Regions from separate parts of the Homo sapiens genome. Here region 2 is linked to region 1. A link is a loop called in an ENCODE intact Hi-C map of the cell type or tissue named here. Cell type or tissue: mammary epithelial cell. All regions are shown on one strand. Each heading gives the region's core, and the rest is flanking DNA. Links, peaks and the distances in the headings are about the cores only.

Evidence for each region. Hi-C counts contacts between places; a loop is a spot of excess contacts. Peaks named below come from ENCODE experiments on the same cell type or tissue, not always from the same donor. Only the 100,000 strongest peaks of a DNase experiment are listed, where the experiment ranks them.
Region 2: it touches region 1 in a loop (9-fold over the local background); 3 of 110 quality-filtered maps call a loop at or near these places.

The regions. Positions count from the first base shown.
Region 1 is chr20:63,439,989-63,445,240 of GRCh38, reverse strand. It overlaps KCNQ2 (potassium voltage-gated channel subfamily Q member 2), which reads left to right. Exons shown (of 17, transcript NM_172107.4): 3 at 1-3; 4 at 407-582; 5 at 2,710-2,835. Among named protein-coding and RNA genes, the nearest start is that of KCNQ2-AS1, 5.8 kb to the left of the region's middle. In mammary epithelial cell, for the core only: a CTCF peak has its summit at 2,935 (motif pointing left); no DNase peak of the experiment used is centred there; H3K27me3 peaks cover 120 bases.
Region 2 is chr20:63,568,356-63,576,715 of GRCh38, reverse strand. HELZ2 (helicase with zinc finger 2) reads left to right here and starts at 2,477. Exons shown (of 20, transcript NM_001037335.2): 1 at 2,477-2,532; 2 at 3,495-4,608; 3 at 5,848-6,031; 4 at 6,105-6,212; 5 at 7,051-7,568; 6 at 7,717-8,358. The coding sequence starts at 4,331. RefSeq lists silencers at 858-1,043, 2,153-2,432, 3,073-3,132, 5,143-5,499 and enhancers at 1,641-2,368, 8,139-8,188, 8,209-8,298. In mammary epithelial cell, for the core only: no CTCF peak of the experiment used is centred there; no DNase peak of the experiment used is centred there; H3K4me3 peaks cover 1,415 bases; H3K27ac peaks cover 564 bases.

The sequences.
Region 1 (5,252 bases), core at 1-5,000:
TTGGTGAGGCCTGGTGGGGGTGGTATTGCTAGAATCAGGGCCAGGCACCCAGGGACGGACTCAGCCCTGGGGGGAGCTGGGGCGTCTGCGTGGGCCAGAGAGGCTGGGCAGGACTGGCTCCTTCTGGAAGTTTCTTTTCACCTGCTGACTTGGAGTCAGAGGCTGTGGTTAACTCTGCCTAAATGTCAGGAAGAGGAATGTGGCGCTGGGCTGCCCATCCTGGGCCCCACAGGCAGGGTGGACGATAGTAATGTCCTTCCTGGGGCCTGACAGAGCCCACACCAGGCGCTGGGCATACACCTTCCCGCCCCTCTGCACATCCTCCTGGAACGCGGGGTGGGGAGTTTTCTCCAAGGGGGTGCGGGGAGCGGCCCAGCAGCTCACCAGCTCCACGCCCGCTTTGTAGACATCATGGTGCTCATCGCCTCCATTGCGGTGCTGGCCGCCGGCTCCCAGGGCAACGTCTTTGCCACATCTGCGCTCCGGAGCCTGCGCTTCCTGCAGATTCTGCGGATGATCCGCATGGACCGGCGGGGAGGCACCTGGAAGCTGCTGGGCTCTGTGGTCTATGCCCACAGCAAGGTGAGTCACGGCCCCAAGGCTGGCGGTGGGCGCCCCCAGCCAGCGAGAGTCCTGGCCCAGACCGGGCCCCACCCCTGCCTGGGGTTTGCTTCAAGAGCCCTGGGTGGAGGGATGGAGTCAGTGGTGGCTCTGGCTGGAGCCCATCAGGTGTGAACGAGCCTCCCTCCCCTTTCTTCTCGGTGCTTCTTCTCGTGACTTGGGCCATCTTTGTCATCTGTCTCCAGAAAGCTGCTTTTTCGAAAGGCCAGGCCAGGCCATTTTGGCCCCTGCCACCCCCACCTTCCTGCCGCGAACCCTTGGCTCTGTGGTTGGGTGTCTTCTTTCCTGGGTTTTTAGTGCCTGGATCAATACAAAGTGCTAGTCACCTGCCTGGTGGTTGTTTAAGCTGCGGCTTGCGGCGGCCGCTGTCCGGGGGACCCAGAGGGTGGCTGTGGCCACACATGCTGAGTTCCAGGGGCCCCAGGCCCCCCAGTGACCGAGACCCCATCCTGCCAGACTGTGCTGTCCCTCCACCTTGCTCACGGGTGGGCTCATTTGCTCAAATGGCCCCCTCCCCATTTTCTTCCCTCTTGAGCCCTGGCAGGGTGGTGGCTTTGTCTGCAGAATGGGCAGGGGTCAGCCCCCGGTGGCCCCTCTCCCTCCCTGGACGCTGTGGGGGTTGAGTGCTGACTGCAGTGGGCACCCTTTTCACATCTGTGCCCGGAGGCTCAGGGAGGTTGGGGGAGGGTCTCAACAGTCCCAAGATTCTCCAGCCCTGCTGGCCGCCAGAATAGACGCTACTGACCCTGGAGGGCACGGTGGGCTGGCCGTGCGAGCCACTGTTGCCCAGGCCAGGAGGCTCAGGGGAATGGGCTGCCGTAGCTAAGATGGTGAAGCCAGCGGCGCCTCCTGGTTCCCCTGTGCCAGCCCTGCCACCGACCCTGGCGTGGAGCCTCTGCTGGCCTCAGGAGACGGGTCCATCCAGCCCCTATATCCCTGGAGACAGAGCCCAAAGTGGGCTGACTGGCGAGGCTGCAGTGCTCCTGGAGGCAGGTGGCGGGTGGTGATGGTGGTGAGGGTGATGGTGGTGATGGTGGTAGTGATGGTGGTGGTGGTGGTGATGGTCATGATGGTCATGGTGGTGGTGGTGGTGATGGTGATGGTGGTGATCGTGGTGGTGGTGATGGTGATGGTGGTGGTGATGATGGTGGTGATGGTGGTGATGGTGATGGTGGTGGTGATGGTGATGGTGATGATGGTGGTGATGGTGATGGTGGTGATGGTGATGGTGGTGGTGATGATGGTGGTGATGATGGTGATGGTGGTGGTGGTGGTGATGGTGGTGATGGTGATGGTGGTGGTGGTGATGATGGTGATGGTGGTGGTGATGATGGTGATGGTGATGGTGGTGATGATGGTGGCGATGGTGATGTGATGGTGGTGATGGTGATGGTGGTGATCATGGTGGTGGTGGTGATGGTGGTGGTGGTGGTGATGGTGATGGTGATGTGATGGTGGTGGCGCCGGTGATGGTGGTGGTGATGATGGTGGTGGTGGTGATAGTGGTGGTGGTGATGGTGATGGTGGTGATAATGGTGGTGGTGGTGATAATGGTGATGGTGATGCTGATGATGGTGATGGTGGTGGTGATGTGATGGTGGTGGTGATGGTGATGGTGGTGATGGTGATGGTAATGGTGGTGATGGTGGTGGTGGTGGTGATGGTGATGATGGTGATGGTGGTGGTGATGGTGATGGTGGTGATGGTGATGGTGGTGGTGATGGTGGTGATGGTGGTGGTGATAATGGTGATGGTGATGGTGGTGGTGATGGTGATGGTGGTGGTGGTGATGGTGATGGTGATGGTGGTGGTAATGGTGGTGGTAATGGTGATGGTGGTGGTGGTGATGGTGATGGTGGTGATGGTGATGGTGGTGATGGTGGAGGTGGTGATGATGGTGGTGGTGGTGGTGATGGTGATGGTGGTGATGGTGATGGTGGTGGTGGTGGTGGTGGTGATGGTGGTGGTGATGGTTTTGGTGGTGGTGATGGTGGTCATGGTGTTGATGTGATGGTGGTGGTGTTGGTGGTGGTGATGGTGATGCTTCTGGTGATGGTGGTCATGATGGTGGTGCCGTCTGCCTCTCAGGAGCTGGTCACTGCCTGGTACATCGGCTTCCTTTGTCTCATCCTGGCCTCGTTCCTGGTGTACTTGGCAGAGAAGGGGGAGAACGACCACTTTGACACCTACGCGGATGCACTCTGGTGGGGCCTGGTGAGTTGTGGTCATTGTGGTTTTCCCTTTCCCTGCTGATACACCCCTGTCCCTGTGCTGGGACCAGGCTCTCACTGGCTGAGCCTGCTCCATACATCTCTTTGGGGCCACCTGCTGGCTGCCCGTGGTCATGATGGCTTGTGGTCGAGGCGGGGTGGTGGTTGCCAAGCTGGCGGGGGAGTGGGTGGGGAGGGCTGGGCCCCAGAGAGCCTGAGCTCAGCCGTGGTGGGCATCTTCCTTCCTCCTGAGCTCAGCCGTGGTGGGCATCTTCCTTCCTCCTGAGTGACCCTCCACCTGCTCCGTGTCCCGATTATTGGGGGAAAGGGGAGAAGAGGCATCCCTAGGAGATCTGTCCTGGGCAGCCCTGAGTTTTTGGAGACTAGGTGGCTCTGCAGGCCCCACTCTGATCAGGTCTGAACAGATCTGGCCCCTGGGCTCCTCCTCACCTGGGGCCACAGACACCCTCAGGCTGCTGGTGCACAGGGGCAGGGTCTGTGCTCTCCTGGGAGGCTGAGACCAGACCCCGGGCCTAGCCCCGCACATGCCGGCTGAGTGGGCTCAGCCCTGCGGGGAAGGCATGGGCAGCTCCACCTGGTGCCTAAGCCGGATGCAGCTGATCCGAAGTTATTTTATTAATTTCATGAGACCTGGACACTGTCTTCCCAGTCGGGGCTTGGGTGGGGGTTGAGAGCTGAGCGTGCCCCGGGGCCCAGGCTGTGGACCATACAGATGACCTGGACTCACTGAGCCATCTTGTGTGGTTCAGGCCCCACCACAGGGTCAGGGTGGGGCCCGGGGCGTCCTGAGCTGTGACTGCTGGGCCCTAGGACTTTTGATGGGGACAAGCCCATCCCCCAGGTCTTTTGTGGGCAACAGCCTTCTTATCTTTACGATTGGGTGTTTTTTCAGAGTAATGCTTGTGTATATTTTTAAATGTCAGAGAGTTACTAAGCCTTATGGTGAGAATAGAGCCCCACTCTGTGGCCGCGGTGCCCTCCCCTCTGGGTCCCTCTGCAGCGGATGCGGCTGCTTCTGTGTTTTTCTTTGGGGTTTACCTGATTAGTCTTAAATAGCAAATAGGGATGCTGGTATTTCCTGATTCAAACGCGCTGACTGTGTACCTCCTACTGGGATGAGATCTACCCCCAGTTTCCCTTTCTTGCAGCCTTTGGGGGTTTTCAGCAGTGTGGGGGGAACCCCGCCCTCACCTCCCCCGCAGGCCAGGCCCCATCTGCCAGGCCTCCGGCTTCCTTTTCCTTGAATACAAAAAATTAGCCGGGTGTGGTGGCGGGCGCCTGTAGTCCCAGCTACTCGGGAGGCTGAGGCAGGAGAATGGCGTGAACCTGGGAGGCGGAGCTTGCAGTGAGCCGGGATCACGCCACTGCACTCCAGCCTGGGGGACAGAGCGAGACTCTGTCTCAAAACAAACAAACAAACAAACAAAAAACCACGCCTCCTTTGGTAACGAAATTGTGTAGAGGGCTGAGGCCCTGGCTTAGTCTCCCCAGGAGAGGTTTCTTGGTCAGGCCTCGCCCAGCCTCCCGCCCACTCTGTGTGGCAGCCTCCTTCCCAGAGTCTCCTGTGCGCTCCGCGTGGTGGTGGCAGCCAAGGCCCCCAGGTGCTGGCGCTGCTTTGCACCAGGCCACAGCTTCCTGTCGGTGTGGAGCAGGTGCGGCCCAGCCGGCCCACCCTGTCCTCAGACCACACAGCAGCGTCCTCGGAACCCAGGGTAAACTCCCCAAGGTGGGGCTGCAGGTCCTGGTGAGAGGTCTCCCCTTCCCGGCCCTGCTGTCTGCGCTCAGGCCTCGATCCCTCTGTCTGTTTATCTAAGACTCTGCCCTCACAGGGCCTGTCCTGGGCCCACCTTCTGGTCCTAGCCAGAGTGGCCTCCGTGCGGCTGTCCTGAGCCCGTGGCTTGTGGTGCGTGCGGTTCTGGCAGGCGGGGGTGGGCTGCGGCCCCAACATGTCCAGCACTGAGTGCAGGGTGCCTGCCCCTGCCTTCCTCGGCCCCGGCACAGGCATCTCTTGTCGGAGCTGCTTGGAGACGTGTCCGTCCTTCGCTTCCCCTCATCCAGGCCCCGAGTCGGGTGCTCCTGGGCTCACCGGGACCCTTGGGGAGGTCCAACCTGGCCTGACCTCCCCCTTGCCCACCACCCCTAGAGAAACTAAGCACAACCCCTGGGGTCCCTGCTCCAGGAGCAGCCCACCCCGCCATGGCTCGGTGGAGACCACTCCCCCGCCTCTTGTGGTGGCCTCCTCCTGCCCACCCCTCTCCTCTGGCCTCAGCTCAGCTCAGGCTCAGCGAGCCCCCTGCACGCCCTGCCCGTTCCTCTGGGTCCCTCTGGGCACTCCCTTCTCCCCAGCTGCACTCTTCACCTGGCGGGGATGCAGTGGGGGCTGCTGTCCTAGCCGAGCCT
Region 2 (8,360 bases), core at 1,299-6,298, 130 kb before region 1:
CACGGCATGTGTGAAGCCACCAGCCCTGTCCTTGAGCCTGGCTGGGGGCGAGTGGCGCAGGGCTGGATTTCACCTAGAAAGGCCTTTCACATCCCAAGAGTCCTGAGAATCAGACACTTTCAGCCCTGGTTTCTCCTAGTGCCTCTGTGGTTGGCTTTTCCTTCCGTGAGAGTGTTTGATTATTTCATATGGTGTAAGATGCTACGCAGAGACCGTCCCTCCCATTTTTGTTTCCAGATGCTGCTAATCAGTTGTTCTAATAATTTGTGGAATGCATCAATGAATTGTTTTTCCCTGAGGTGTGAGAGCCAAGCTTTCTTTTCTTTTCTTTTCTTTCTTTTTTTTTTTTTTTGAGACAGAGTCTCGTTCCGTCTCCCAGGCTGGAGTGCAATGGTGTGATCTCAGCTTACTGCAACCTCCGCCTCGCCCCCCCCGACCCCAGGTTCAAGGGATTCTCCTGCCTCAGCCTCCTGAGTAGCTGGGACTACAGGCACCTGCCACCACGCCCAGCTATTTTTTTTTTTTTTTTTTGTATTTTTAGAAGAGATGGGGTTTCACTATGTTGGCCAGGCTGGTCTCGAACTCCTGACCTCAGGTGATCTGCCCACCTTGGCCTCCCAAAGTGCTGGGATTACAGGCGTGAGCCAGTGCGCCTGGCCGAGAGCCAATCTTTCATCCCACCCCAGACTCCTGAGTGTGACTCTATTTCTGGACTCTCTGTTCTGCCTTGGAACTGTGTGTCCACACCGGGTTCAGTGGCTTTGCAGTGTGTTATGTGTTTAGTAAGTCATGCCAGCACCCGCTGGGAATCCTTTTTAGTCATCATCCTGGGCTGGGTGTTGGGATTCAAGCCTGTAATCTAATCCCGGCACTCAAGGAGGCCGAGGTGGGGGGTTTGCTTGAGCCCAGGAGTTCAAGAGCAGCCTGGGCAACATTGAGAAACCCCATCTCTGAAAAACATAGAAAAAACTCCAAAATAGTTAACTGTGGTGGTGTGCACCTGTACTGTGGTGGTGTGTGCCTGTAGTCCCAGCGACTCAGGAGGCTGAGGGGGGAAGACTGTCTGAGCCAGAGGTCGAGGCTGCAGTGAACTGTGATTGCATCACTGCACTCCCGCCGGGGCAATGGAAGGAGACTCAGTCTCAAAAAAAAAAAAAGCCCTGTCCAGCCTTTCTTGGTGATGTGATGCTTTTCCAAATGGACTTGAAAGTCAGTGTGTCCACCATGCGACTGCAGGTTAGTTTAGGAGGAACTCACGTCTTTGTGTGGTGTTGAGCCTCTCCATCCAGGAACACAGCGTTCCACACAAATTCTCCCAGCGTTCCACGCACATGGACCCTGCTCAGCGCCCGGCCCCTGGGGCTGCTATTGTCGAGGGCCTGCCCTCTCCCAGGAGCTCCAACGTGATTGGTCTGCGGAGAGGCTCCCTGGTGGTTGACGGCCCACCCAGCCGACCTCCCGAGGTCGCTGTGAGCCCCCAGCCTGGCCCTCCCCACGAGGTGCTGGCCTTGGGTGGCAGCCTTGCTTCCTTGTTTCAGGGGCAGCATCACTGTCCGTTATCTACTGCTGCAGAACAGATCGCCCCAAAGCTCAGGGGCTTAAAACAACACAGATGTTTATTTTATTTATTTATTTGTTTTGAGATGGAGTCTTGCTCTGTTGCCCAGGCTGGAGTGCAGTGGCGCAATCTTGGCGCACTGCAACCTCCACTTCCTTGGTTCAAGCAATGCTTCTGCCTCAGCCTCCCGAGTAACTGGGACTACAGGCGCCCGCCCCCACCCCTGGCTAATGGGACGTTTATTTTAAACATAGACATCTAACAGCTGGGCGTGGTCTAGGTGGGAGGGTTAGGCCTGGGGTCTCCCTGAGATGGCAGTAAGGCTGGGGCTGGGACTCGAGCTGCAAGTGGGCTGGAGGCCTCAGCTCCTCTATGGGGCCTCCCCACAGGGCTGCTGAGGGCCCAGAGCCAGTCCAGAGAGCCAAGAGCCAGGCGTGCTGACTCTGGGACCCGGCGGCCACTTAGCCATTCCTGCCATATCCTGGTTGGTGACAGAAGGGACTTGGGGTCCCAGCAGCACCAGGGCCACGGGCAGGTCCTGCCTGTCAGGGGACCCAGGCTTCCAGGTCAGCTGTGCCTGGATTTCTCCAGGGGCTGATGGTGGAGTCACCAGACCATCCTGCCGTCCAGGGCCGGGCAGGGTCTCACCCCTTCCGCCTGGCACATCATCGGGGCGTCTCTGGTGTGTGAAGGGCTGGACGGGGCGTGGGGCCCTGGAGGGGTGCGGGAAAGGACCCCCACCCCCAGCCGCCTCCGCCTTCGACGGCGCTGGCCCTTCAGGGAGGGGCGTCCTCTGCTCGCTGGCGCTTCCCGAGGTTCCCTCGCAGCGGGGGCCGAGCTGTCGCTGGAGGCGGGGCAGGGCGGGGCGGGGCGGGGGGCGGTGAGGTAATTTCCGCGATCAGCGTCAGTGCCCGGGCCAGAATCGAAACTGAGAGCTCCTGGGCAGGCTCGGCAGGGCAGGCAGCTCCAGGAGGGTGAGCGCGGGGGTCCCAGGGCGGAGGGGCGGGGGCGCGGGGGTCCAGGGGCGGCTCCAGGAGGGTGAGCGCGGGGGTCCCAGGGTGGCGGGGCCGGGGGCGGAGGGGGGGGTCCGGGAGGGTGAGTGCAGCCGGGGGCGCGGAGTCCCGGGAGCCACAGACCCAGCCCGGGGCAGTGCAGCCCGTCCAGGACCAGCACCCTCCGCAGCAAGACCCAGCGCTGTGGTCTCTGCACCCACTGGAGCGCAGGATTTTGGGGTCTCGGCTCCCGTCCTTTCTGGATGGCAGACTCGGATGTTTTCTCAGAGGGGTCCGCGGGGAGTGCCGGGTTCTCATACTGAAGTCTGCCTCCAGTCTGTTGCTTTTAAACTTACTCTTCTTGTAGCATCCCAGCTGCGGTGGGGACCCGGGGACCCATCTCTTCCTGGCACCCTGAGCTCTGGTGGGCACTGTACCCTCCTCTCCGTGAGGCCCCTCCCCAGGTGCAGATGTGGAGTCCTCTTTTCCTGGGGGCCAGTGGTCATTCAATAGAAAAGGAGGTGCTGTGTCCTTAGAAGAGTCAGGAGCCTGAGGCCCTGGGGTGCACAGGACCCCTGGCTGGGGCAGAGGGGTGCGGCCTCCTGGGGGCGGCACTGTGCCAAGGGCTCTGCCCCCTCCAGGGCTCCACAAGCAGTCACCTTGGCTCCTTCTAGGTGGGGCCTGAGACCCTTCAGGAGGGAGGGTCTGGCTGTGTCCGGGTCAGTGAGCCCTGTACTCCCTGACAGGACACAGCTACTGCCAAGGCCTCCACTTGGGCGTCAGGGTGGGGAGAGTCCCAACTCCTTGCTTGGTGGAGAGGCCTCTGCTTGGGCATCAGGATAGGCAGATCCCCAGCTCCTTGCCTGGTGGAGAGGCCGTGCTTCTGAGCTGGGCCTGGACCAGATGTCCTCTGGCCTCAGTCTCACCTGCTCCTTCTGTCGCAGGCTTCGAACCGTGGCCAACAGTTCCAGTGGACTGCGTGGACCCGTGAGCTCAGGAGCCTCAGACGCCTCCCTGGAGAGCCAAGCTGGTGTTCGAGGTGGCGCCTCCAGGGTCCACCCTGCTGCCCAACAGCCCCGCGGCCACCAGAGGGCCGTCCCTGGCCCGGCTGTGTGCCCTGGTGGACCTGTGTCTGGGCTGCTCCCGCTGCACCCAGCGGCTCAATGAAAGCACCTACGTCCTCCGTAGGGTGGAGCATGACTGCTCCCGCGAGATCCTGCTGGCCCGCTTTAAGCAGGCCACCAAGAGCAAGGTCTGGCGCGTGGTGGGCTGCCGGCCCACCTTCCCAAGGCCCCTGTGCTACCAAGTCTGCCACTACTACAGCCCTGGGCTCGGCTGCCGGCGCCACCGAAACCGGTGCACCTTTGCCCGCAGTCGCGAGGAGGCCCTGGTCTGGACCTTCGAGCGTCAGCACAACCTCCAGCGCCTATGGCTGAAGGCGGAGGTGCAGGGCAGCGGGGCCCAGGGAGGGGCAGGCCGGGCGGCCGACGCCATCCTTACGGAGTTTGGCGGCCGCTTCGAGCTGCTTTGCTCCCTCTGCTTCAGGCGCTGTCCCCCATGCATCTGTCGCGTGGACCCCCAGGGGCAGTGCCCTGAGCACGGAGCCTGCCCCTCCCTCCTGGCCCACGTGAGCGCCGAGGGCCGCCGCAAGCAACAGTTTGTGGTGGTGAGGCCGCGGCCCCGGGCCGGCCAGCCTCCTGCCTACTGCAGGTTTGTGGGGCGTGGGCAGCCGTGCTGGCGTGGGGAGTCCCGCTGCCAGTTTGCACACAGCGCCGTGGAGATGGCTGTGTGGGAGGCCGAGCAGCTGGGTGGCCTCCAGCGGGGGGACCTGCTCACACCCCCTGCCCCTGATGGCGACGGGCGCACGGCCCCCCTTGGCCAGCCCCCTGGGGCCCAGCTGTACTGCCCGGCCTGCTTGGTCACCTGCCACTCTCAGGAGGCCTTCGAGAACCACTGCGCATCCTCGGAGCACGCACAGATGGTGGCCTTCGACCAGGCCCTGCCCTGGGAGCACCGTTCCCCACCCCCGGGACTCTCCAAGTTCGAGCTCTGCCCAAAGTAAGGATACTCGAGGCAGGAGCTTGGAGTAGGGCAGGAGCCCACCATAGGCAGAACCAGAGGTTCCCAGGAGCTTGGAGTGGGGCAGGAGCCCACCACAGGCAGAGCCAGAGGCTCCCAGGAGCTTGGAGTAGGGCAGGAGCCCACCGTAGGCAGAGCCAGAGGCTCCCAGGAGCTTGGAGTAGCGCAGGAGCCCACCACAGGCAGAGCCAGAGGCTCCCAGGAGCTTGGAGCAGGGCAGGAGCCCACCGTAGGCAGAGCCAGAGGTTCCCAGGAGCTTGGAGTGGGGCAGGAGCCCACCGTAGGCAGAGCCAGAGGCTCCCAGGAGCTTGGAGCGGGGCAGGAGCCCACCACAGGCAGAGCCAGAGGCTCCCAGGAGCTTGGAGCGGGGCAGGAGCCCACCGTAGGCAGAGCCAGAGGTTCCCAGGAGCTTGGAGCGGGGCAGGAGCCCACTGTAGGCAGAGCCAGAGACTCCCAGGAGCTTGGAGCGGGGCAGGAGCCCACCACAGGCAGAGCCAGAGGCTCCCAGGAGCTTGGAGCAGGGCAGGAGCCCACCGTAGGCAGAGCCAGAGGTTCCCAGGAGCTTGGAGCAGGGCAGGAGCCCACCACAGGCAGAGCCAGAGGCTCCCAGGAGCTTGGAGCAGGGCAGGAGCCCACCGTAGGCAGAGCCAGAGGTTCCCAGGAGCTTGGAGCGGGGCAGGAGCCCACCGTAGGCAGAGCCAGAGGTTCCCAGGAGCTTGGAGCGGGGCAGGAGCCCACCACAGGCAGAGCCAGAGGCTCCCAGGAGCTTGGAGCGGGGCAGGAGCCCACCACAGGCAGAGCCAGAGGTTCCCAGGAGCTTGGAGCGGGGCAGGAGCCCACCACAGGCAGAGCCAGAGGCTCCCAGGAGCTTGGAGCGGGGCAGGAGCCCACCGTAGGCAGAGCCAGAGGTTCCCAGGAGCTTGGAGCGGGGCAGGAGCCCACCGTAGGCAGAGCCAGAGGCTCCCAGGTTCAGTGGACGGGGGCCTCCCTGCCACCTGCTGAGGGCTAAAGCCATGTGGCCTCTGAGGACCCGGATAAGGGAGGTTCATGTTTGGGAACTGCTTGAGCCAGGCCTTGTCCCGGGAGCACAGGAGTGGGTGGGACGAATAAAGCCCCTGCTCCCTACAGAGGCCAGTATTGGGCTGAGGGGTCCCGGCCTTTGAACTCAGCACGGCGGCTGTGCCTCTGTGTAGCCCTGCTGACCTCCCTGTCCCCCAGGCCTGACCTCTGTGAGTATGGGGACGCCTGCACCAAGGCACACTCAGCACAGGAGCTGCAGGAGTGGGTCCGGCGCACGCAGGCTGTGGAGCTGCGGGGGCAGGCGGCCTGGCAGGACGGGCTGGTGCCCTACCAGGAGCGGCTGCTGGCCGAGTACCAGCGCAGCAGCAGTGAGGTCCTTGTGGTAAGTGGGCCCTGGGAGTGGGTGGGGTGGGGTGGGGTCCAGGCCTCTTGCTGAAGGCTAGACTTCCACGCAGCTGGCAGAGACCCTTGATGGAGTGCGTGTCACCTGCAACCAGCCCCTGATGTACCAGGCCCAGGAGAGGAAGACCCAGTACAGCTGGACGTTTGCCGTCCACTCTGAGGTGAGCGGAGAACAGCTCCGACTGGGCGGAGGGAGCCCTGGGGAAGTGGTGACTTCAGCCCGGGCAGACGTCAACAGCCTGGGTCATGGAGCTAATACCGAGGCACTGCCGCTCAGCACCTGCGTGACCTGCAGCAGGTCCCTTAGCCTCTCTGCCTCAGTCTCCTCACCTAGAGACAGGGGGCCAGGACAGTCCCACCTTGGCAGGGTTATTCTATGGAGTATATGGGTTAAAACAAGGATTTGGCCAGGTGCGGTGGTTCACGCCTGTAATCCCAGCACTTTGGGAGACCGAGGCAGGTGGATCACCTGAGGTCGGGAGTTCGAGATCAGCCTGGCCAATAGGGTGAAACTCCGTCTCTACTGAAAAAAAAAAAAAAAAAAAAAAATTAGCCAGGCATGGTGGTGGGTGCCTGTGATCCCATCTACTCGGGAGGCTGAGGCAGGAAAATCACTTGAACCCAGGAGGCGGAGGTTGTAGTGAGTTGAGATCGCGCCATTGCACTCCAGCCTGGCGACAAGAGTGAAACTCCGTCTCAAAAACCAAAACAAAAACAAGGATTCACCAGGGTCTGGCACCTGGAGAGTGGGTGGTGAGGCCTCAAGCTGCCCACACTGCCCCACGGGACATCCACAGGGGCCCCAGGAGGGTTCAGCCACCCCCATGTAGCACAGGAAGAAACTGAGGATGGCAGAGGCCGGGTGGCCTGCTTGCGTTCTATCCAGGAAGTGGCAGGGCCAGGACCTGAACCCTGCACTTGGGCTACGCTGGCCAGGCTGCCTCTCGGGAGGGTTGGGGGGAGCCCTGGGCCCCCCTCACCGTCTGGCCTCCTCTCCAGGAGCCCCTGCTACACGTGGCCCTGCTGAAGCAGGAGCCAGGAGCCGACTTCTCTCTGGTGGCTCCCGGCCTCCCGCCAGGCCGGCTCTACGCACGGGGTGAGCGCTTCCGTGTGCCCAGCTCCACTGCCGACTTCCAGGTGGGAGTGCGTGTGCAGGCTGCCTCGTTCGGCACCTTTGAGCAATGGGTGGTCTTCGACTTTGGCCGCCGGCCGGTGCTGCTACAAAAGCTGGGGCTGCAGCTGGGCCAGGGGCGTCGCCCAGGACCCTGCAGGAATCTGGCGCTCGGCCACCCTGAGGAGATGGAGCGCTGGCACACTGGCAACCGCCACGTGGTGCCTGGCGTGGAGCGGACGGCCGAGCAGACGGCCCTGATGGCCAAGTACAAGGGCCCTGCCCTGGCCCTGGAGTTCAACCGCAGCAGCGTGGCCTCGGGCCCCATCTCACCAACCAACTATCGGCAGAGGATGCACCAGTTTCTCTATGAGGAGGAGGCGGCTCAGCAGCAGCTGGTGGCCAAGTGAGCTGGGGGCAACAGGAGCAGCTGGGGTAGCAGGAGCAGCTGGGGCAATGGGAGCGGCTGGGGCAACGGGAGCGGATGGGGGCGTGGACTTGGCAGCGGGGCTGGCAGCTGTGGCCCCATGAGCTGACCCAGGCCATCCTGCCAGGCTGACCCTGCGGGGCCAGGTGTTCCTGAAGACGGCATTGCAGACGCCAGCGCTGAACATGCTCTTCGCGCCTCCGGGAGCACTGTACGCAGAGGTCCCCGTCCCCTCCTCCCTGATGCCAGACACAGACCAGGGCTTCCTGCTGGGCCGGGCGGTCAGCACAGCCCTGGTGGCCCCTGTACCTGCACCCGACAATACGGTGTTCGAGGTGCGGCTGGAGAGGCGGGCCAGCTCAGAGCAGGCGCTGTGGCTGCTGCTTCCGGCCCGCTGCTGCTTGGCCCTGGGGCTGCAGCCTGAGGCCCGCCTGGTCCTGGAGGTGCAGTTCCAGATTGACCCGATGACCTTCCGCCTCTGGCACCAGGCAGTGGACACACTGCCTGAGGAGCAGCTGGTGGTGCCCGACTTGCCCACCTGCGCCCTGCCCAGACCTTGGTCTGTCCCACCCTTGCGGCGTGGCAACCGCAAGCAGGAGCTGGCCGTGGCGCTCATCGCGGGCTGGGGCCCTGGGGATGGGAGGCGTGTCCCCCCGCTACTCATCTATGGCCCCTTTGGCACCGGCAAGACCTACACGCTGGCCATGGCCTCCCTGGAGGTCATCCGGAGGCCTGAAACCAAGGTGCTCATCTGCACACACACCAACAGGT